Linked DNA regions of Mus musculus: region 2 is linked to region 1. The links are chromatin loops, found by intact Hi-C in ENCODE. Cell type or tissue: heart. All regions are shown on one strand. Links, peaks and the distances in the headings refer to the core of each region. The heading gives the core; the rest is flanking DNA.

The links. Hi-C counts contacts between places; a loop is a spot of excess contacts. Peaks named below come from ENCODE experiments on the same cell type or tissue, not always from the same donor. Only the 100,000 strongest peaks of a DNase experiment are listed, where the experiment ranks them.
Region 2: a loop joins it to region 1, with 2.0 times the contacts of the local background. A loop is called at or near these places in 1 of 42 quality-filtered maps.

The regions. Positions count from the first base shown.
Region 1 is chr10:83,093,828-83,104,633 of GRCm38, forward strand. All of the region lies in intron 2 of Chst11 (carbohydrate sulfotransferase 11), which reads left to right. Among named protein-coding and RNA genes, the nearest start is that of Chst11, 110 kb to the left of the region's middle. In heart, for the core only: a CTCF peak has its summit at 6,068; DNase peaks (open chromatin) are centred at 7,250 and 7,692.
Region 2 is chr10:82,999,316-83,010,121 of GRCm38, forward strand. The region is part of intron 1 of Chst11 (carbohydrate sulfotransferase 11); the gene reads left to right. Among named protein-coding and RNA genes, the nearest start is that of Chst11, 19 kb to the left of the region's middle. In heart, for the core only: no CTCF peak of the experiment used is centred there; DNase peaks (open chromatin) are centred at 5,266 and 5,876; H3K4me3 peaks cover 585 bases; H3K27ac peaks cover 1,081 bases; H3K27me3 peaks cover 575 bases.

The DNA.
Region 1 (10,806 bases), core at 3,401-8,400:
GGGGACTAATACCAACTGCTGTATTCAAGAGGCGGTGCAGTGACCTTCTGTGCTGGCTGCCTGCTATGGGGCTTGTGCTTTCCTGGTTTGTTCCCTCACTGACCCCCTGGCATGTCAGAGACTGGGCATAGAGGGCACTGAAGCTAATATAGCCACCTGCGATGGGTACTTGCTCTGTCCCAGGACTGGTGTGCACAGACGGCCTTGTCTGTTTTTTTTGGCAGACCAGTCAGAGGAAAGGTGACTATCCCATCTCCTGTCATCCCTCCTCACAGCGATAGTGAGTGTTGTGTTAGTGAAAGGCACATTCACTAACACAACCAGAGGAGGGCACTGGTAAGTGAGTCACTATCCTTTAAGGGCATCTTGGGCACACTGTCTGGCCTCTCCAGCCCATCAAGCAAACACTCTTCAGGAAGATCACCCCATTTCCTGTGGATGTAGTTTTCTGGGTCTAGTTTCCTTTACAAGTGGCAGTTGTGCCCCGTCCCCGCGCAGTCCTTAAGCAGGGTTTGTTTTTGAAGAAGCAGCCCTGGTTAGCGGTGGGCTGCGGAGTTTAAGATGGGGACATGCTGATGAGCTTAGACAGCATTGCCTTCCTGAGTCATCTCCAGGCTTAACGCTGGGCTGAGCTCCCCTGCACATTCTCATAGTTTCCTACCAGCTCAGCTGCCGAGCCTGGAACAGTGTAGTCACTGAGGCAAGTGGCAAACTCTCTGATCGCTCTAACCTGAACGGCTCCCAGAAATGGTGTTCGCAGCTTTTTTTTTTTTTTTTTTTTTTTTTTTTTTTTTTTTTTGCTGAGTGTCTCTTTGGTCTTAGTAACAGGATGGTAAAAATGAGACCATTTATTTTTTTATGACAAGAAATTCACCTAACAGCAAGAAGCACCTTCTGTTTTTGTTTTTGTTTTTTGAGACAGGGTTTCTCTGTATAGCTCAGGCTGTCCTGGAACTCACTTTGTAGACCAGGCTGGCCTCGAACTCAAAAATACACCTGCTTCTGCCTCCCAAGTGCTGGGATTAAAGGCGTGTGCCACCATGCTCGGCTCAAGAAGCGCCTTCTTAGTTATCTCGGATACATAGGCTAGGCCAGACACTTCCTGGGTCTTGGATTCAGCTCACTGAATATGTATGGTAAGCTCTGAGCTAGATGGTATTTCCCCTCTTATGGATAGAGAAGTGAAACTAATAATTGTATATGATTTATTTGAGCCCAGATCACTAGTAGGAAGCAGTGAGGATCCAACCACAGAAGGAACGGGGAAATTGCACGCAGTTACTAGTGACTGGTACTGGTGACTATTACCCTCGAAATCCTCTTGGCAGGAACCAACCCCCTCCTGCAAACAGATGTATATCCAACAAGGTTTTCCCTGGATAAAGAGTGAAATCAGCCCAGGGGCAGTTGCCTCTACTCTGACTTCAGCATCTGGGGCTTTCTTAGTGCACTGAAACCCCCAAACCATCCAAAGAACAATTGGTTAAGAAAAAAAAATCCTTCCCAGTCGATATTCTTAGCAAAATAGCCCTGTAATGTCTTATAATTTTCCTGGTTCTCTGCTGTCTCCCTGGCCCCAAAATAAAACATAATTGCTGATTGGATCAGCTGGCGCCGAGTCACCGAAAGTTCAGGAGTTGCCAACCACAGACTTGTGGGCCGAGCCATCTGCAGGCTGCCCCCGCTCAGTCAGTGCTGACCCACAGGGCAGAGAACTGCTCTCAGCTGGTTGAGAGGGTGTAATTGTCCCTGAATGCCATCGAGGGTGAGACAGCTTGTCCTCCTGCCTCCCCACCTCCCGGCCTCTCATGGCTTCCCTGAAATCTTCACAGTATCATTCATGCGGTTTGGCCTGCCCTGCCATGTCTTTCTTTAGCATGTGTGCCTGCCCTGTTATTAGAGCATTCTAAGGGGGCAGGGTGCGTGGCTCAGTGCTGGCCACGAACTTGCAAGCAGCATAGCTAGGTCTGAACGGGGCTTCCTGGAGTCCCTGGGTCCAGATGTTTAGGGATCTAGAAGTGTTCTGGGTGATGTGTTGCTGAATATGGCTGAAACTCTGCGGTCCTGCTCCCTCAGTTACGGGGCAGTCTCTTGGTGTGCTGAAGTGAACTTTCTCCTCCAGGGATGCACTGGATTAAGGATGGAGTGAAGAAGAAAGGGAGGAAGGAGAAAGACAGTTGGTGTTTACTGAACATGGAATACATATCTGTGACTATTCTAGACCTTTTCTAAACAAGGGTCATTGCTCTTGCTTTTGTTGGGTTGGAGATGGAACCCAAGGCCCCTTGAACACTGAGCAGCCATTTTTCCTACCAGTGACGCATGCTCCAACCCCTCACTGAGCCTTTACAAGTCCCCCTTCCAGATGAAGGTCTCTTGATAACCTCACTTTTTTAGAAGGTAGCTAAGTTTTTAAGAGGCTGCACAGTGCGCCAAGATCACGTACTACTAAATGACAGGACTGGGTCTTTCTTACCCTGCTAGCCTGTAGGAAGAGGGAGCCTTGACACGGCTCCTCCAGGTAGAAAAAAAAGCTTCCAGAAGACTCTCCTTCCCCTAATATGTCAAAGGCGAGGCATGGGCCCAGCCTGGGCATGGGGCCATGGACCCAGATAGCAGAGCTGAGGCCATGGAGTGGTGTGGAACCCACAGTAGATGTGCTATAAGCATTTTCAGCTGGCAGTTTCCTTTCTTCAGAGTCTGGTGTCCGGCCAAGGCAGGAGAGGACTTTATGTCCTGGCTTGGAGCTAGGTTAAGCAGAAGTCACCTCTAAGAACTCTGCTGTTGGATGGTGGTTCTCGCTCCTTAGAGGTGTCCATCCAGCTGAAAATATTACACTGATAGATGCTACCGTGGTGGAGGGCTGGAAGGAGTCTGTGGTTACGTTCCTCACCCAGACCTGGGTGGCGTTTTCTGCAGTGCTCAGCACATTTTGCTGGTCCTATGGGTTCTTAAAGAATAAACAGAAAAAAAGGTCCCAGAAGAGAGAGAGCAGGAAAGGTGAGAGAAGATGTAGTGTTAGCACCCCTCCCCCCAAGTCCTGTGCACAGTGGGGACTCTTAAGAGGAAGAGGCCTTTGAAGACACATAAGATGCTAGGAGAGACTAGCATTGCAGAGGACAAGAGCAAACAGCAGGTGCTGGAGCCTGGTTGGAAGGGACAGGAAAAGCCTTTAGTCCCAGGGAGATTGGGTCATAGTGTTCATCTTGAGAGAGAGGAAGTGGAGGTAGGTGGGCATCGGGGTCGCAGGGAGACCCTCAATTCATGAAGCAGGTGTACCTCTGACTCAGCTGCTTGTTGAGTGGAAGGGCTTCTCTACAGCTGGAGCCCCCCAACATTTGGCCTCAGCACCACTGTCTGTAAAGTGAAGGCATTGTGTTAAACCAGTGGCTCTCAGTTTTGACCACGCATGAGATGTGAAGAACTGCCTGGAGCCTAGGTCTTTCCCCAGCGGGGGCTGACTTTATCCAGTCTAGGACTTTGCCAGCATGTCCGAGGTTATTGTTCTGGGCTTCCGAGTTCAGCAGCACAGGGCTGAAGGGTCCTCTAGGGCCTTCAGTTACAGACACTTTTGAGTCTAAAGAATAGGCCATCTTGTGTTCTTGTTTTAACAATACACTCAGGCTTGAAGTCTTTCCATATGGAGGCAAATGTTGTCCTAAGGATAAGAGGGTCCCTGCTTTCTGCAGCTACCCACAGAAACTGTGCCCCAGATAACACATTGGGACAAGTTCCCCCTTGAAAGGAATACCCCAGCCTGTCCTTTAGTAAGCGAAGGGGAAGGACCAGACATCAGATGAGGTTTCCAGAGATCAGTTGCATCTTCCAAATAATCAGGAAGGGGGAGGCTGTCTGCTTCAGCAGTTTGCTGTTTGCAGAGAATGTTGGGGGTGGTACCTGCCTAGGAAGGCCAGAAAGGGCAGCCATTGTTCAGCCCTAACTCTGCTGCATTAATCTCTTCATTAGCAGCCACCTGGTAAATGATGAGCCTGTCTCATTATCTTGCTTTGACCCAACAGCTGTCCACCAGCCAAAGAGGGATTGATTTAGTTGTAGACTGGCTCCTTCTGCAGGGCTATTACCGATAGTTGGCCCAGCAGAATGGCAGCTGGCTAGCAAAGACGAAATATTACATTAACCTGTCCCTACCTATAGCAGTCTCTTGAGTGCTACATTATTCATGGCAAATGACATTAGGCCAGCGAGGATCTCTACAAAGCCAGGGACAGTGGGCTGTCTTTTTTTTTTTTTTTTTTTTTTTGCCATGGTTAGCAGCTCTATTATATTCAAGCAAAAAGCTACCCGGTCACATATCCAATCAAGCTAGGACAGGTGGAGACCTGGAGGGAGATGCAATTCAGGTCATAGGAGAAGATTGGATGCTTGAAAGAACTGAGGGATGCTAACCCAGGTATATGACCTGCGGCCATTACCGGACCTCCTCCACAAACCTGGGCTTCCTCATCTGTAGAGAATTAGAGGAAAATGCCTGTCATGCAGGTTTCTGCAAGTCAAAGACCTCACATTCCAAAGGCTCATTCAGTTAAAGGCTTGCCTCACAAGTAGGAGGGTCTGAGTTCACTCTCCCCCCCCCCCCAACTCGGTAGAAGGTGGAGCACAGCAGCGCACACCTGCACTCAGAACTCAGGGTGCACAGACGGGCATCTCTGGGGCTTCCTGCCTCTGAGGACACTCAAATCAGGACAGAGTTAGGAGTCACTCACTAAGCGCACAGTCTGTTTTGATTTATGTCGCATCTCAGGCTTTTTTTCGAGCTAGAGACACCCATTTCCAAGACCACGAATGCCTCTGTCTCCGTGAACAGTCTATGTACAAACACGTCCACTGCACACAGGTCCTAGACAGTGAGCAGACACAGAGGCGTAGTTTGAAAAGCTCCTGTAGGTGTGTCTGCCACAAGCCCCCTCTGTGATCACCTTGGGAATGGGGGAGTTAACGAAGCCCCTCCCTCTTGAGGTGGTGCGTGCTACCTGTGAGTTGGTGGCTAACTCTTGCTGCCTCTGTAGGCCATTGTTCTGTTTCAGACACAGAAGATTCAGGAACGCCCCCTTCTTTGACACGATCTATGGAAATATGGCGAGGAAGTGATTGGAACTACTGGGATTTTTCTGTGGCTCTCTGTGCGAACAGAACCTGACATATTTCCAGTAGGAGAAGCAGCGTTGGGATGGCGGAGTGACCTCAGCCATTGCCAAACGGTAACACAGCTGGACAAGCTGCCATTTACCAAGAGTTATTTCCTGAATTACCCTCAATTAGGAGAGGCCTCTTCATCATTTGATTTTTCTGTAAATTGCACAACGCGGGCAGCTTCTGGGCCAATTGGAATTTGACCTCAGATGGAGGCCAAGTGTACCAGAGCCTGGCTTCTTGTCAAGCTCTGTGGGTGCTGCTCTGTATGTGTGTGTGGCGGGGAATGAGGGAATGAGGGGAGGGGTCTCGTCCTCCCTGGACGCACCCTGGGCACTGGAGGTCTCAGGCAAGCGGCTACATGTTTCTCAACACTGGAGAGTTTGCTTATAAAATAGGAATGAAAAAAAACATGCAAAGGTTTTAGCTTTTTCAGACTTACGTTTGAAAACATACAGAGTTCTGGGCACCTGGCAGGCAGGCCAGGCTTGTTTGCGTGATGTGCTATTGCTGCTGCTGCTGCTGCTGCTGCTGCTGCTGCTGCTGCTGCTGCTGCTCCTGCTGCTGCTGCTGCTGCTCCTGCTGCTCATTCAGAAGCGCCCTCCATTGGGAAACACTTCCTGCTTTTCTTCCTCTGGAGATTTTTCTGTTAGCCTAGAGCTACAAAGCAAACAGGTGAAATACATTTTAATCAGATGTTTTATCCAGCCCAAGGCTCTCAAAATATCATTTCTACCTGTCATTGGTAAAAAAACAAACAAACAAACAAAAAACCAAAGGGAGTCTGTGTTCTGATTTCCTTACGCTGTCTGGAATCAATTTTGTGTACTGGACCATGTGGCCATTGAAGTGACATCACTGTCATTGCTTACTGGTGTGTCCCTGGGTCATTTGCACTGGCTTCTTGAGGTAAAGAGCCCTCTAGAGGAAAGGGACTGTGTCTTGTGTGTCTGGAACCTAGCTGGCTTCCTAGCTAGGCATTGGCAGGGACTCTTCAGTGTGCATTGAATTAGGTACCTTTCTCATTTATTCTAATAATTTAGGAGATACTGCCTATCAAGCGGCCACCGAAGGCATGGTGGCTGGAGGTACCACTGGCTCATAACATCTGGGTGTCAGACAGAAAGCGGGGATAGTTTGGCTGGAAACCCTGCCAGACTGCACTTCGAGACCTGTCTTCTGAAAACTACTCGCTTCCTCCAGTGAGGCCCCATCTCTTAAAACTCCCACAGACACCCCACCCCCCAAAATAGTACCACCAGCTGGGAACCAAGTACCCAAATTCAGGAGCCTACTGTGGACATTTCACATTCAAAATCTAATATGAGGTATTGAGGTTCTGAACACAGCTGCTTTTTCCTGGGTCCTGTGAGCTCAGCATGTGACCAGACACATGTGTCTTAGTTAGGGTCACTATTGCTATGATGAGACGCCATAACCAAAGCAACTTGGGGAGGAAGGGGTTTATTCAGCTTATGCTTCCATATCACAGTTCATCATCAAAGGAAATCAGGACAGAAAATCAAGCAGAGCAGGAACCTAGAGGCAGGAGCTGATGCAGAGGCCATGGAGGGCACTGCTAACTGCCTTGCTTCCCATGGCTTGCTCAGCCTGCTTTCTTACAGAACCCAGGACCACCAGGAACAAAGGCTGGTCCCTCCAGCATCAATCGCTAATTAAGAAAATGCCCTACAGGCTTGCCTATGGCTGGGTCTTAGAGAGGCAGTTTCTCATTTGAGGCTCCCCTTCCCTGACAACTCTAGCTTGTGTCAAATTGATATAAAACTAGCCAGGGCTCTGGGGTTCAGGGAAGAAGAGTCCCTCTGCACTGGGGCTGGGGCCTGTGCATGACCCTCTAAGAGCCTAAGTGCAGGCTGGAAAAGAATGAGTACCTGGGGTGTGACAGCCCTCGCTGTGCCCTTCCTACCAGCCACCCAGCCACGATGACAGGTCTTCCACAGCACAGTTTAACTGAAGGTGAGGGCATTGGAGCCCAGGTTCTAACTCCATCGGGCTCTAACTCTTCCTGTCACTGGCAGGACCAGACCACCTGAGAGGGAATTCAGGATCTCGGGGGCGGTGCCGGGGCCGGGGCTTTGATTTCCTCATCTGGAAACCGGAAATGAATTACTTAACCTCAGTTAACCACACTGTGTCACACAGCAGTTAAGACTTGGTAAAGCCAGATGCCCCTGGTAAGGGAATTCGGGGTACTCTTTTTAATCTCCCTGAGCCCCAGTTTCTTAATCTGTAAAGTGTGTGTGTGTGTCTCTGTGTGTGTGTGTTAGGGGTGCTGTCAGTTTCTAGATCTCTGAGTTGTTCCAAAATGGAATGAGCTGATTTCTTTGAAGTCCTCAGAACAATAGCATAACATACAGCCAAGTTTAGCAGCCAGTATTTTTTTTTTAACTTTAAAGTCTTCCCATAGGGTCCTCAGAATACCTCTGTCCCCAGTGGGTGGATTCAGGGAAAAAAATGGGAGAGGGAGCCTACAAGTACAGTCCCCCTTCCTGGCTTGGCTAACTCTCCCTCAGACTCACACAGGCACTTTGTTGAGCTAGACTGAGCACTCCCAAGCCAAGAGTGTGTTTGCGGAGGCTAGAGACAATGTCTGACTCAGGGAAGTTGCAGGAAGCTAGCACTTCTATGGGTTTGGAACTTTTTTTTGTTTCCTAAAATAAAAATAAAAATGTTAGGCAGCTGTTTTTAGATGTTCCTTTTTTGAGCATTCCCGGCCCAGACATAGTAACCATGTGTAAGTTTCTTTTTGGTTCATGTTCCTTGCCCACAAGGGCCTATTTCCGTGTTCTGCTTGTTCTTCAGATGTCAATGGAGGTGGTTTGGCAGCCATCTTCCATTCTGGTAAAGCCCTACCAGTACTGGTGTTGGCAGAGTGGTGCTGATGGAGAGTTCTGGGTCTGTCCCCTCATTAACAGGAGGGACCTGCCAGTGAGAGCAAGCCCGAGCAGGCTGCAGGCAGGCCAGGCCTTGAGCTGTCCATCCAGAGAGGGTCTGTGGCCCTGGTTAGTAATGGGTTCACTGGGCTTCTGTTGGTGAGAGCGCTGGCTCTGTATAAGCTGTGCATAGTTGCTAGCTGAGCGAATGAGCGGCAAGGCTAACTCACACAGACAAGGCACAAAGCCCTGGGTTTGCTTCCCAATTCTGCAGGAACGACAGCATGGTGGTACAGACTTGTAATCGCAGCCCTTGGGAGGGGAAAGCAAAGGGTTCAGAAATGGAAAGTTATCATTGTGGAACCTGAGGCCAGCCTAGGCTACAGGAGACCCCGTGTCTAAACAAACAAGGTCCAGGGAGACGCTTGGTTGGGCAGTGTTTGCCACACAAGCATGAGGGACCTGAATTCAGATCCCTATCACATTGATTTTAAGAAGGGGGTTAAAAAGAAAGCTGGCGTTTCGTGTGTCTTGTGGTGTCGTAGGTGTGGGGTTTGGTGTGGTGCCCTGTGTTGCAATCCCAGCATCGGGGAGGTAGGCAAACAAGGATTCCCGCACCTCACTGGCCTGTAGTCCTACAGAATCTGTGAGCTTCAGGTTCGATGAAAGCCCTGAGGCTAAATAAGGTAAAGAATTCCAGAGGAAGGTACCTGATAGCAACCACCAGACACACACACACACACACACACACACACACACACACACACACACCATAAACCAAACAGAACGTCCATTTGTTCCTCTGGAGAGAAAAGTGAAACACAGAGACCCATGGGTTTTGTCAATGGGACATTTCTAGTTTCTCCTTCAACAGCAACCAGAAAGACGGTTGAGAAGGAACCTAGTTCACCCACTGCGTAGGGACAATGTGAATGGAAAGACCCCTCCCTCTCTTACTACAGCGCGAGCTCAGCCATGCACTCAGCAGGCAGCTCGGCAGTTCTGTGATTGACGTTCTCAAGGCCCCGTATTCCCGGGCTGATGGGCTTGCTTGCAGATCACGTCCTGATTTGTAGGGAAGTTGCATGCTAGAAAAACGAGGAGACTTAAAGGCTGTCTTGAGACTTGTCCTTCAAAGGTACAGCCTAGCCCCCCACCCCCAACTGTACCCGCGTCCCCCTCGGTCTCCTACTGGCCACGCTTGTGATTTGCATCCCCTGAATGGTACCTCTCGGTTCAGAAACCCAGTTGCATCTCTCTGAGATTGCTTTCCTGTGACAGGGATAAATGAGCCAGTGTTTGAGACCGGGTGACTCTTTGAGGCACTGGGGAGTTCACAAGCGGCTGATACCTAATTATTCCTGGTCTTGGGGGAAGCAGCCTGAAAGAGAAGCTAAGATGGCAGAGAAGATCTAGGCCTTTCCTCCGGGAGTGGCCTCCCTCCTGTGTACCCTTAGCTCACCAGGGAATGGGCAGGAGCATCCTCTGAGAGCTGTGTAGTCAGTGAATGGCTCGCTCACCCTTTTCTTAATGAGGACCAGCTAGAGAAACAGAAAGCCCTTGTTTATTTACTTGCTTGCTCATTCATTCATTCATTCATTCATTCATTTTACTACATATAATAAAATGTCGTTTTTCCTCCTTGAGCAAGAAAATAGTTGTTTTGAGTTATGAGGGAAAATTGGCATGAAGAAAATCATAGCAGTGTGATTTTCTTTGTGCTAATAATAAGGTAGGGAGGGGCTGGGAATGTAGTCTCGTTGGTCGCGTGCTGGCCTAGCATGCACCAAATTTTGAGTTCAGTCCCCAGCGCTACATAAAATGGGGCATAGCATAGTACAAACCTGCCATCCCCAGACTTGGGAGGTGGAGGCAAAAGAATGAGAAGTTCAGGGCCACCCTTGGTCACATTGTGTGTTTGAGATAGCCTGGGTTATTTGAGATCCTACCTTAAAATAAACACACACACACACACACACACACACACTGCAGAAATTCAAGCTTGAGTTCTCTGAGCAGGGTGGGAAAGTTATCAGTGAGATCTCTGTCTGTCTGTCTGTCTGTCTGTCTGTCTGTCTGTCTGTCTGTCTTGGTTATGATGCTATAACTACAGCAGAGGGGAGCCCAGGATAAGCATCTTATTAAGATAAGGCCTTGCTGAAAGCAACACAGGCAAACTGCTGCCATTTGTCATCCAATTACTGCGCAGGTGTGGTCGAGCCAGCAGTTAAGAGAGCCCTGTCTCTATCAGGATCCCCTTCCGTTTTTTTGCCCGCTTGTCCAAATCCAACACAAACCTTGGAAAGCCCTTCACTCCTGACCTCAGGCTTTGCTCGGGGGATCCTGGACAAAAGCTACAGGACACAGACAACTGTCTGGGAGGCACCTTCATCCATGCTGAGGCAGAGGACCCTAGGGAGAATCAAAAGCTGAGCAGCCTTCAAGAACCCTGGGCTGCTTACGCCCTCAGGGAACGGGAGGCGGGCATGCGTGCCTTCCCTGACCTAGACGCCGGTCATTAGAACCCAAGGTCTGTGGCTGATGACTTTCCAAGCCTTGGTGGGCAGAATGCCCTCCCACATCACGGGAGTATACTGCTCACTGTGACTAAGGGGCAGCCACAAGGAGGAGTTTTAAGGTCAGGTTGTCCTGGACTCTCTAGGCAGATACACTGTGTGTCATAAACCATAAGATGGAGGGAGACAAGGCTGTCACAGTCAGACAGACAGACTGGGCGGGGATGCAGCTAGTTTTGTACAGA
Region 2 (10,806 bases), core at 2,738-7,737, 95 kb before region 1:
CCTTTCCAGTGCTCAGTCACCTCTGTGAGTAGTGGCTGCTGGACCCTGTTAGAGTAGCTGAAAAGATGGGGGAAATGTTCCTGGTGTTCCCCCCACCCCTTTTGTGAATTGATGTTCTCTCTTGGGTTTGAGCTCCATCCTTGGGGAGGTATTGAGTAAGAGAAGCTGGCTGGAGAACTATATGTGTGTGCCTAAGCCACTTGAGCCTGAAAGGTACCTAGTTAGTTCATTGGTGAACTAACTCTACTTAGTGCAAGCTTCTAGGTAGTTCATTGGTGAACTCCCGGGGCTTGCCTTGTTCAGGGATCCTAGCAAACTGCACCGTTCCAACCCATCTCTAGAAGAGGCAGCAAGACAGGGCACCCTTGGAGAGACTTATGTTTCCTTTATGATGCCCCAGCACAAAGCCTGGCCCCAGGAAGATGTGTTGTACCGAGATGGACAGAAATATGCACGATGGACTGGTTTAGGGGGCCAGACACGATGGGGTTATGGAGAACCAACGGAGAGAGCGAGAGAATAGTGTGGTTGATTTTGATTGTAGCATCAATCAACAAGGGAAGAATTTCCAGGCTCAGAGACTGAGAGAGAAGCAGTTGCGTCACTGGGCCTCGGAGGCTGGAGTATGGACAGGAGTGCTGGCTGTCACCTCATTATCTCTTGTTCTCAAGTTTAAATTCTGTTCTTGAGACTAGGAAGCTATAGAAGGTTTAGGGTTTTGTTTTCCAGAAGATGAAATTTAAGCTTAATTTAAACTCTCTTGTTTTAGCACAAAGCCAGAATTTAAAGGCCTACTTTCTCAAAGTGATCTTGGGGCCATTTTTGGAATCGTTTCTGTTATCATTTGGTGGGAGGGAAGGTTATTCACGAACGTTCAAAGTAAGAAGTAGCTTAAAAGCTCTCTTTGGCTGGATTCAAAACTCACTGTTTGCAAAAATTATAGGCCTGGGAGGTTAAGTTTCACTCTCTCAGTTGCTAATGGTGCCCCAGGTTCACTCTCAGAGGGCCTCTGGAGGAGTGGCAGGAGGGAGGGGGAGTGTGCCTCATCCCTAGAGAACTGTGCACTGTGCCCAGCTCTCAGTATATCTAGGCTCAGGTTGCAGCTATGGGCTGCCCGGGTAGGCATGGTACAGAATTGGGGCAAAGGCCTCCTCCCTCATTTGAGGTGCCCATGCACGGAGGGTCTGGTCTTCCTACCCCCGCTGTAGAGTACTGCCCTCTGTGTCTTCCTTCTCAGCTTCCTCTTTGACATAGCCACCTCACCACCACAGAAGGAAGCATCCCTAAGGATTCTTTTCTGATATGTGTGTGTGTGTTCTTGTATGTGCTGGTATGTGTGCACACTCACATGGAGACCCGTGGTTAGCAGTGGTTGTTCCTCAGGTACCACCCACTGTATTTTAAAAAGAGGGTCTCTAACTAATGGAGCTCATTGAGTAGGTTAGGTAGTGACCCCTGGGGGTCCACCTGTCTCTGCCTCCCCAGTGCTGAGATTATAAGCACACCACACCCAACTTGTGTGTGTGTGTGTGTGGGGGGGGCTCTAGGGATCAAACTGAGGTCTTCAGGTTTGCTTGTTAAATTCTTAACCAACTGAGTCATCTCCCTGGATCCCCAGAGACTTACTTTTTAAAAAGTAATACAACATGGGCTGGAGGGATGGCTCAGCAGTTAAGAGCACTGGCTGCTCTTCCAGAGGTCCTGCGTACAATTCCCAGCAACCACATGGTGGCTCACAACCATCTGTAGTGGGTTCTGATGCCCTCCTCTGGTGTGTCTGAAGACAGCAGCGGTGTACTCATGTATACTAAATATATATATATATATATATTTTTTTTTTAAAGTAATACAACATCATCACTGGTGGGCACCAGGTTTAGAAGGGGACTTGTTTGTGGACAGACAGAAACAGGGCTTTGAGTTTATACTTGAACTTGGGGCTTTGAAATCTGGAAGGTTTCATTAAGGGAATACTTACATTTGGAAGTATGGGACCGGAGGTTATTTTAAAGATGTAAGAAATAGATTTCGAAGTTCTTTAAGAGCTGAGATTCTATCTGGTGAAGAGCTCTAAGTGTAATTTTGTTGTTTGCAATCGGAAGTGCAGATTTGAAACCAGAAACCGAGCAGGTAATCTTGTAGTCACTTGGAACAAAACAGCTTTTGTTCAATGAGTGTGAGGCACCCTCCTAAAGACAGCTTGTGGGCTTAAAATCCTAGCTGAGGGGCCAGGGATGGAGCTTTGGGCTAGGATGCTTTCCCAGCATGCACAGGGCTTTGGGTTTGATCCTCAGCATTGCAAGAAGAGTCAGCAAGGGGCAGCAAGCAAGCTTTTAGCGGGATCCTCTCTGTCCACTTCACTCAGAGGGCAAGTAGGCTCTCCCCTGTCATACTTTGGAGGAAATTTTGTTTCCTGTGACTATAGAAACCACATTGAATTTTTAAAAATAAATATGGGCCCATCGGAAGGGCCTTCCTGCACAAGACGTGAAGGGTGTTGCCATTCATTGGAAGGTCAAGGAGTGAATGAGGAGTTGTGCCCAATACACAGAGTGTTGCCTCATCTATAAAACCTGGCAGGAAGGCAGGGCAGTTAGGCAGAAAGGGCAGTAGGGTAGGGTATTCAGGGAACCTGGGTTCTGGCCCAACTGCTGCCTTCTTATGAGCGATCCCGCACTGGTATTAACTGATAGACACAACAAAGCATTTTGGAGCTCATAGCTGAAGGCCAGAGGGGGAGGAAGAGAGGCTCCTGCAGTCTCTCACCACAGCAGCTCCTTGTTTTGTTTTGTTTTGTTTTGTTTTGTTTTTATGTTCTGGAGTTCTAAAGAAAAAAAAAAACCAGTTTTTCTTTTTCATAAGAATGCAGGTTTAGCTAAAAGCACTGTTTCCTACAATCAATGTAGGTAGATTCGAGATAGGTAGACTCTCCCTGCCTTCTTCCCGAAGCAGGTCTCACTTTGTTAGCACTTCTCAGCATACACACCCGTCTCTATGCGACCCAGTCATAATCACAGCAAATACTTGCCGTTCATGTCGTACCGAAAGACTGACACCAGCCCACCCCACCCAGCCAGCATGCAAGTGTTTCTCCACCAGACATTTATCAGGCAGGAGAGACCTGTCGCAATGAGAGTTGGTCCCTGCATGCAGAGAGCCTGCAATTAGCGAGTGACTACAGACCTGAGATTGGTAGCAGCAGTCCTCCATGATAAGGTTAAGGAATGAGAAGAAGGAGTTATTATTTTAGGACAGGTCAGAGAACACCTCAGAGGAAGGAAGGCTTGAGTGGACTCCCTCCTTCCGCTAACAGGATTTTATTGAATGATTTATACTGTGCCAGGGACCTCTTGAATGCAAAGTAAGCATCAAGAACAATGCATAGAAGACCTCTTGTCTTAATGGAGTCCATGGGCTTGGAGTAAAATTGATCTGATGGATTGGTAGCACCACCCTTGGTAGGCTCCTTGTCTACCGCCAACCCTCTTGTCTACTCGACAGCGCCTCAATAAAGCATTTGGTATGTGTGGGCACATTCAAGTGTGTGGTGTGTGCATGCGTGTGTGTGTGTGTGTGTGTGTGTGCACATGTATGTGCATGTGTGTGTGAGCACATGCTCAGATTTCTGATTATGAAATGAACTCAAATGTATAAAAGAGACTTTTGAAAGAGAATTCACTTCTAAAAATGTCATTTAAAAATAATTTTTTAAATTTTAATCACCTTGGTGTTTTGCCTGCATGTATATCTGCGTGAAGGTGTCAAGATCTTGGAGTTACAGACAGTTGTAAGCTGCCATACGGGTGCTGAGAATTGAACCCAGTATTATGGTATGTCTTGGTTTTACCACTAAGCACTGAAACTCAGTTCTCTTGGAAAATAGACTATCCTGTCACGTGGATGCATTTTAATGGAATTCTGCTTTCTCGTTGGACAGTTCTGAAAACAAGTTGTTTTTCTGTCTTTTGTTTTATGTGTATGGGTTTTGTGTTTGTTTTGTTTTTTCAAGACAGGGCTTCTCTGTGTACTTCTGGTGGTCCAGGAAGTCACTCCATAGGCCTTGAACTTGCAGAGATCCATCTGCCTCTGCCTAGAAGGTGCTGGATCAAAGGGGACTTAGAGTCACCACCGCCTGGCTCTAAAGACTTCTTTGAAAGATGTATTCAGACTCCGAGACACTGTAAACATCCCAAGGCTCCTGGTAGAAGGATCCAGTTGTTTTTTAGAATGCTGTGTACATTCATATTCCCATCAGAGCGTGTGACTGTGTCCTAGCTAGGATGATCCGGCTAGTGTCCAGGTCCGTCCACACAAGATAACAGGTCTCAGGAGGGTCCAGACTGGCTCTTCTGCTGCCGGCCGGCCACAGGCTTGTAGTAAATGTTGTTGACATGTGTTTGAATGACGGAGCCCAGGAGGGTTTATCAGACAGTTGAGGAGACAGTTGTCACCAGGGAGCACTTTTCCCACAGGCTTTGAAGGAAAGGGAAGCTCGGGTGTTGGTGACAAGCTTTGGTGACACGGCCACTTCTCTAGTTGTAGATTGTCCTCAGGGCTGAGATGGATGTGCTGGCTTACCCATCACCCTTTCATCTGTTCTAAGTTAGTCTTCCCAGTAGCTGCTGAAGTGTTCTGTCCTCATCCTTATCTTTACGTAGACTCAGTTAATGGCAGGTAACCCAGCTTATGAGTGATGGAAGCATACTGTACTGTGGCTACAGGTGCCCTGTTGAGAACGCTGTTCTGTGTACGGTTAGTGTCTGTGAGGAGCACTTCCTGTAATGGGGGGGAGAGCAGGGGGTGTCTGTCAGGGAGTGCTATCCTCCCAGGGTTCATACCTGAAGCCTGTCCCCAAGCAGACAGCATTAGGAGGTTGGATGTTGGGACGTAGACAACTGATGATGTGCACTTAGAGCCTCTGTACAGGGCAGTCCCATGACTGACGATTGCCTCTCAAGAGGACATCGTGAGACCCCGGGTGCCTCCACTGAGTCCTGTATCTTCCGTGATTCCATCTTGGACTTCCCAGCCTCCAGAGCCGAGCAGTGAATGTCAGGTTTTTTGCAAGCCACCCAAGGCAAGGCATCTTGTTAGCAGCCTACCAAGTGAGACAAGGAGCACGCCTCCGGTTGGCAGGCGGTTGGCGGGTGAGATGTTGTCTCAGCCGACCAAGATGATGATGTACCCGTGGTTCTCAGCTGTTGATGGAAGAAGCCCGGGTGTGGGGGCTGCTTCTGATGAGGGCCAGGCGCCTCTACAAGGCATGTGTCACTCTTAGAAGAGAGATGGTTATCAGTGCCCTGGCCTTGGATCCTTTCCCAGAAGCCCTGTGTTGATGATGAAGTCAGATCAGGGGAACAGACCTTCTAAAAGGGAAGTGTGGGTGGGAGGTAGGAGGAGAGGAGAAGAGAGAAACAAAACAAAATCCAACCCCCCCCCCCCCAGATGCGATAGGGCTTTCCCTGTGTGTGCTCTGTAGCTATGCCTACAAGGCAAGGCTTAACGTATTGTAACCTAATCAGCCTCTTGAACAATTACAAAACAAACTTTAAAAACAGACAGGATAAACATTTGATACATTTTGACTTTCAAGTTACTCCTTTGAAATTGTGAGAGGACTTCACTCCTGGGTGTTAAAGCAACACTCATGCACGCCACTCCAGGACCTCACCACAAGGTCACCCCTCTTGCCCACAGTCTCTGCCCACCCATACAGATACCCTTCAAGGACCCACAGGTCCTCTAGGCCCTTTAATGTCCCCAGCTCTGAGGTGCTCCCTCCAGCTCTCCTGGATCTTCTCTGCTGTGACACTGACTGTCCAGCAGCTGTGGTAGAAGCGACTGAGAGGAAATGAGAATGGGGCCAAAATAGCCAGTTATTAGGTTTCCTGTTGCAGAGGATGTGGTCGGTTGACTTTGGTTATCTGTGAGTCTGGCCCAGGGACTGGGCTCAGCTAGCAGTTAAACATGTGGGGGGAGCACAGGCTTGGCTCCTCTGACAGAAATTATCAGAGTCCTCAGGACCCCCCCCCCCAGGAAAGCCAGTGGGGTTCAGCCCTGCGCTACATATGATTTTACGTATGGCCAGGAGCAGTAGCAGCCACTTTCCAGAGCTTCGGGAGGCAGTAGCCCTTTGGTGCGGGCATGTGTGCGCATCTGTGTAAATGTGTGCATGTGCGCATGTTGACACATGGTTTGATATTTATTTATTTATTTACTTACTTACTTATTTACTTTGAGACAGGATCTCACACTCCAGTCCAGCTGGCCTCGAACTTGTAGCAATCCTCCCGCCCCTGCCTTCTGAGTGCTGGTACTAGAGGCACGAGGTGTGATACCCACCGTATGATCAGGTTCTTTGGTGAGTGGGGGCACATCCATGTCTATGCACACATGTGTTTGCATGTGGAGGGCAGGGGCTGATATCAGCTGTCTTGCTCAGTCACGGCACATCCACCTGACAGGCTGGCCAGTGAGCCCCAAGGATCCTCCTGGCTCTGCCTTCTCCGTGCCCGGGTGGTAGGCACACTGCACTATACCGCTTGTATGAGTGTTTATGTTTTTAAACATGGGTTCTGGGTGGGGGATGCAGCTCAGGTCTTTATGCTGGCTTGGCAAGCTCTTTATTGACTTCTGTCTCCCCAGCCGCATGGTTTGGTTCTTCACACCTAATGGGCAGGGCAGAGCCTGTTTCCAACCCCAGCTAAGCCTTGAAGAGCATGGCCGTGCTTCTATGTGTTCCATGGATCCCATGACACCTCTGGTGACGCTCCTTTCCATTTTCCCAGCCTCACCTACAGTGTGCCAGCTGGACAGTGTGATGCCGCCACCCTGCCAGAGCCACTGTCACCTCTCCCTTGGGGATTTATAGAACTGGAAGCTGCTCCCCACCCTTTCCTATCCTTTACCCCCAACCACTTGCCCGACCTTGGCCTAAACTGCTGAGAAACGTTGAAACCTGTGCACTCTCTGTGGCTTCCACTGCACCCCAGACCGAAAGCCGAGTCCTTGCTTTGACCTCAAAAGGCTGTTTTCCTGTCTTGGGCTCCAGGCACACTTGCTTGCTCGCTTACCTTTCAGTTCCTCACAGGAACCAAGTTCTTATCGGTGCTGGTGCTAGGAGACTTGGCGTTTTCTGTTTCCTCTGCTTTAGAATGTTCTCCCACACCCCTCAGGTCTTGTGGCTTTCCCCAGTTTTCTTGTGTCTCTCTATCATTTCTGCTTTCATATCAGGTTCTTTGGTTATAGCTTCCTACTGTGCACAGTGTTTCTCCATTGTTCTGTTCACATCGTGATCCCTCAGTGTCCTGTCCGTCATTCTTTTAGGGTTTGCATAATAAGAGAGAGTGTGGTGGTTTGAATATGCCTGGCCCATGGGAAATGGCACTATTAGGAGGTGTGGCCATGTTGGAGTGGGTGTGGCTTGGAGGAAGAAGTGTGTCACTGTGGAGGTGGGCTTTGAGATCTTCTAGTGCTCAAGCTCTGCCCAGTGCAGAAGAGAGCCCCCTCCTTCTGAACAAGATGTAAAATTCTTGGCACCTCCAGCACCATGTCTGCCTGCACGCTGCCTTGCTTCCTGCCATGATGATAATGGACTGAACCTCTAAACTGTAAGCCAGCTCCAATTAGATGTTGTCCCTTTTAAGAGTTGCCTTAGTCATGGTGTTTCTTTATAGTGATGAAACCCTAAGACAGAAGTGGTTGACCCCTAAGTCACCTGAGTCCCCCATAGTCTAATGCATTTGTAATCTTGGTTTCCAGTTGGTTGCTACTGTTTGAGGCTTAGGAGGCGTGGCCTTACTGGAGGGAGCCTGTCAGTGGGGAAAGGCTCACACGATTTCCTGTTTGCCCTCTCTTCATGTGTGAGGTTTAAGATGTGAGTCCTCAGCTCAGCAGAGGCATGGTTCTGCCACCATGCCTCTGCTCCGCCATCAGCTTATCTGCCTGGAATCGTAAGCCCAAATAAACTCTCCTCTAATAGGTTACCTTGGTGGTAGTGTTTTGTCACAGCAGCAGAACAGTCACTGATACAGAGGGGTTTCTGGGTTTGTATCCTGCCACTTGTATTCCCTAGCTCTGGCCCCTGTAGATTGGGTGTTCATGAAAGTAGGATGTCTGGCAGAAAGGAAGAAAAGCAGATGGACGATGGAGGAGGTCTGCAGCTTGCCTAGCCTGACCTTGAGGCTGATCTGATGGAGGAGGCAGAGGCTGAGACTGCCATACAGCTGCTCTTGAGATGGAGGTCTGACAGGTACATGCTAACTGCTCAGACTGTGGAGGATTTGACCCTAGGCTTGACTGCCAAGGTCAGACGATTCTCCACATCCCATTCTTCTTTTGACCACAGTTCCTGCTGGAAACTGGCATTACACAGGATTGGGATTCATTGGTATGGTTAGAATGAACCTTTTCCCTAATGGTTCCCTATCTGGATGCTGCTTAGAGGGAGATATCAGAGACAAATTATCTTTCATTTGGTCACTGCCAAGGATGAGAGGGCCCTAGGAAGAACTGCTTTCAGGTGCCTGTTGGCTTGAGACAACAAAGGAGACAGTCCCATCCTGGCAATGGATCAGTTTTCACATTAGCATATTAAATGCTCTGAGAGGTCAAGAAATCTATTTAAGGGGAGTGGGGTGGGTGGGAGGGCAAGAGGATGGGGGGATGAATTGGGGATGAGGGAATGGAGGGGGTTGAGCTGGTGGGGTTGGCACAAGCCATTAATCCCACCATTCTGGAGGCAGAGGCAGGGAGGCCAGCATGGTCTACAGAGTGAGTCCAGACAGCTAGGGCTACACAGAGAAACCCTGTCAAGTTCTCCACCTTACACAGCCACACTAATTAGCTGTGGAACATCAGCTTTTTGCAGATGCTGTTTAGACTGGAGGGATGGAGGGGCTGATGGAGACAGGGACCCTAAGCTGTTTTCATCTTTGAGATGGCTATCACATTAGATCCCCTTGGCAGCAGTAGCCTGAGGGCTAAGTTTGATGGGGTCATGCACACAAGAAGTTGTGACTCAGTCCAGACATGTGGGTTGTCATGGATACACACCTGTGTGGTTACCAGCTCAAGGGTGAGGGTGGGATGGGAGGGGTGGGGAACAAGTGGTCCCACACAGTCCCACATACAATCCCATGTTTGATAGCATTATATATCACACGCATACAGAGGACAGAGTAGAAGTGGGGTGAGGGACTGGAAGTGCAGCCGGGCCGTGCTCACTGAAGACTCTCTCTGTGTTGAGGGGGCTCCCGGAGCTGAGACAGGATGACTGAGTGGGGTTTGGAAAGAGCATAGCAGAGGGACCAAAGTGGGTTTTCTTTGGGCACTACAGATGCTTGCCAACACTTCTGAGATGTTTAATTCACTAGACTGCCCTTCACAATTAGGAGGCAAAGGCAGTCTTAAGTAAGTTGGGGGGGGGGTCTGGCAATATCAGTATTTCTTTTAGACCTTCCCACATGGAGCTCTATAGGAAATTTTAGAAGAAAATTGCCCCTCAGACAGAGGTTTCCAACCTTTCCTGGGTCTGAATGTCTTCCCCAGACCGCGGGAGGTAGGTAGCCAGTTGGCAGTGGGTTTCCTGATCTGCTATGGGGGGGGGGTCACTGATCCCTGATCTTATTTTGAGACAAAGACTGAGTGCTCCAAAGTGCCTGACAGCAAAGCATTGACCTGGAGGAGAAGTGGCTGCCACCCCCGTGGACATTCATATCTGGTTAAGGAGTGTGTGGGAGCTGCAGTAGGTTCCCTCTTTACCCCTAGCCCCAATCTTGGGGCGTGTATTTGCTGAGCTGGTGAACCTGCAGTGCACTGGTATGCTGAGACTTTCACGGTCTGCACACAGATTCCCTCAGACTCATCTTCACTGTCTGGCCCTTGTCAGGACAAAGTGTCCTCTGTGTTGGGTTACCATAGGACCTTTACAATAAATGTGCAGAGCATGAGTCAAAAGACCAGATCCCAGACTTCTACGTACCGTTCTTCTTCTGGGGTGTTCCCGGCTGAAGCCCCACACACCACTCTCTGCCGCGGTTGGCCTGAAGCTTGGACCGTCAGATAGCAAAACGTGTCTTTCCTCTTTCTGTCCATCTCTGTGTCTGTCTCTGTGTCTGTCTCTGTCTTCTCCCAGAGGCCTCCTCTGCTCAGCCTCAGCACTTCCCACTCCCCCTTCCCCCTGACTTTCACTCTTCTGGGTTCCTTCCAGCCCACGAGGCTTCCAGTCATGCCTGCTTAACCTTTAAGATTCTCTCTTTAGGGAAACTCTGATCATTAATTTGTATCCTGGAACAGATGTGTGCCAGTCTTAGACAGTCTCCCCAGCTCTCTCTGCATCCAGGAGGAGAAAGGGTTTTAAGTCAATGTGATGTTTATTTTTAACTAAGGGAGAAATGAATCTTCAATGGGGGGGGGTGTCACTCTATATACAGAACACATGGCTATGTGAACATGAATCTGAGGGGTGGTGGTGGACATGGGTGTTCCCAACTTTTGGAAACAATGAGCACCTTCAGCGTTGGGGATGGGGGAGTCTGGATTTCTGCCTGTTGGTGGCACAGCATGTTTGGGCTGGGGGCTCCCTAATTGGAGCTTGATGTGAGACTTCACAGCCCAGGCACGTAGGAAGGACTTGGAAGGCCCTGGGTTGTTCCTGGTGTATTTGGCCCCAGAGCCTGTATGGAGGGCGTGTCCCTGGAACTTTATAGTCATGCTTCACCATGGTGAGTGTTTAGTGACCACGCATGAAAGGCCTCTTTGCCAAACTACTCCCTGGGACAAATCGAACTCTGGAGTCTGGAATCT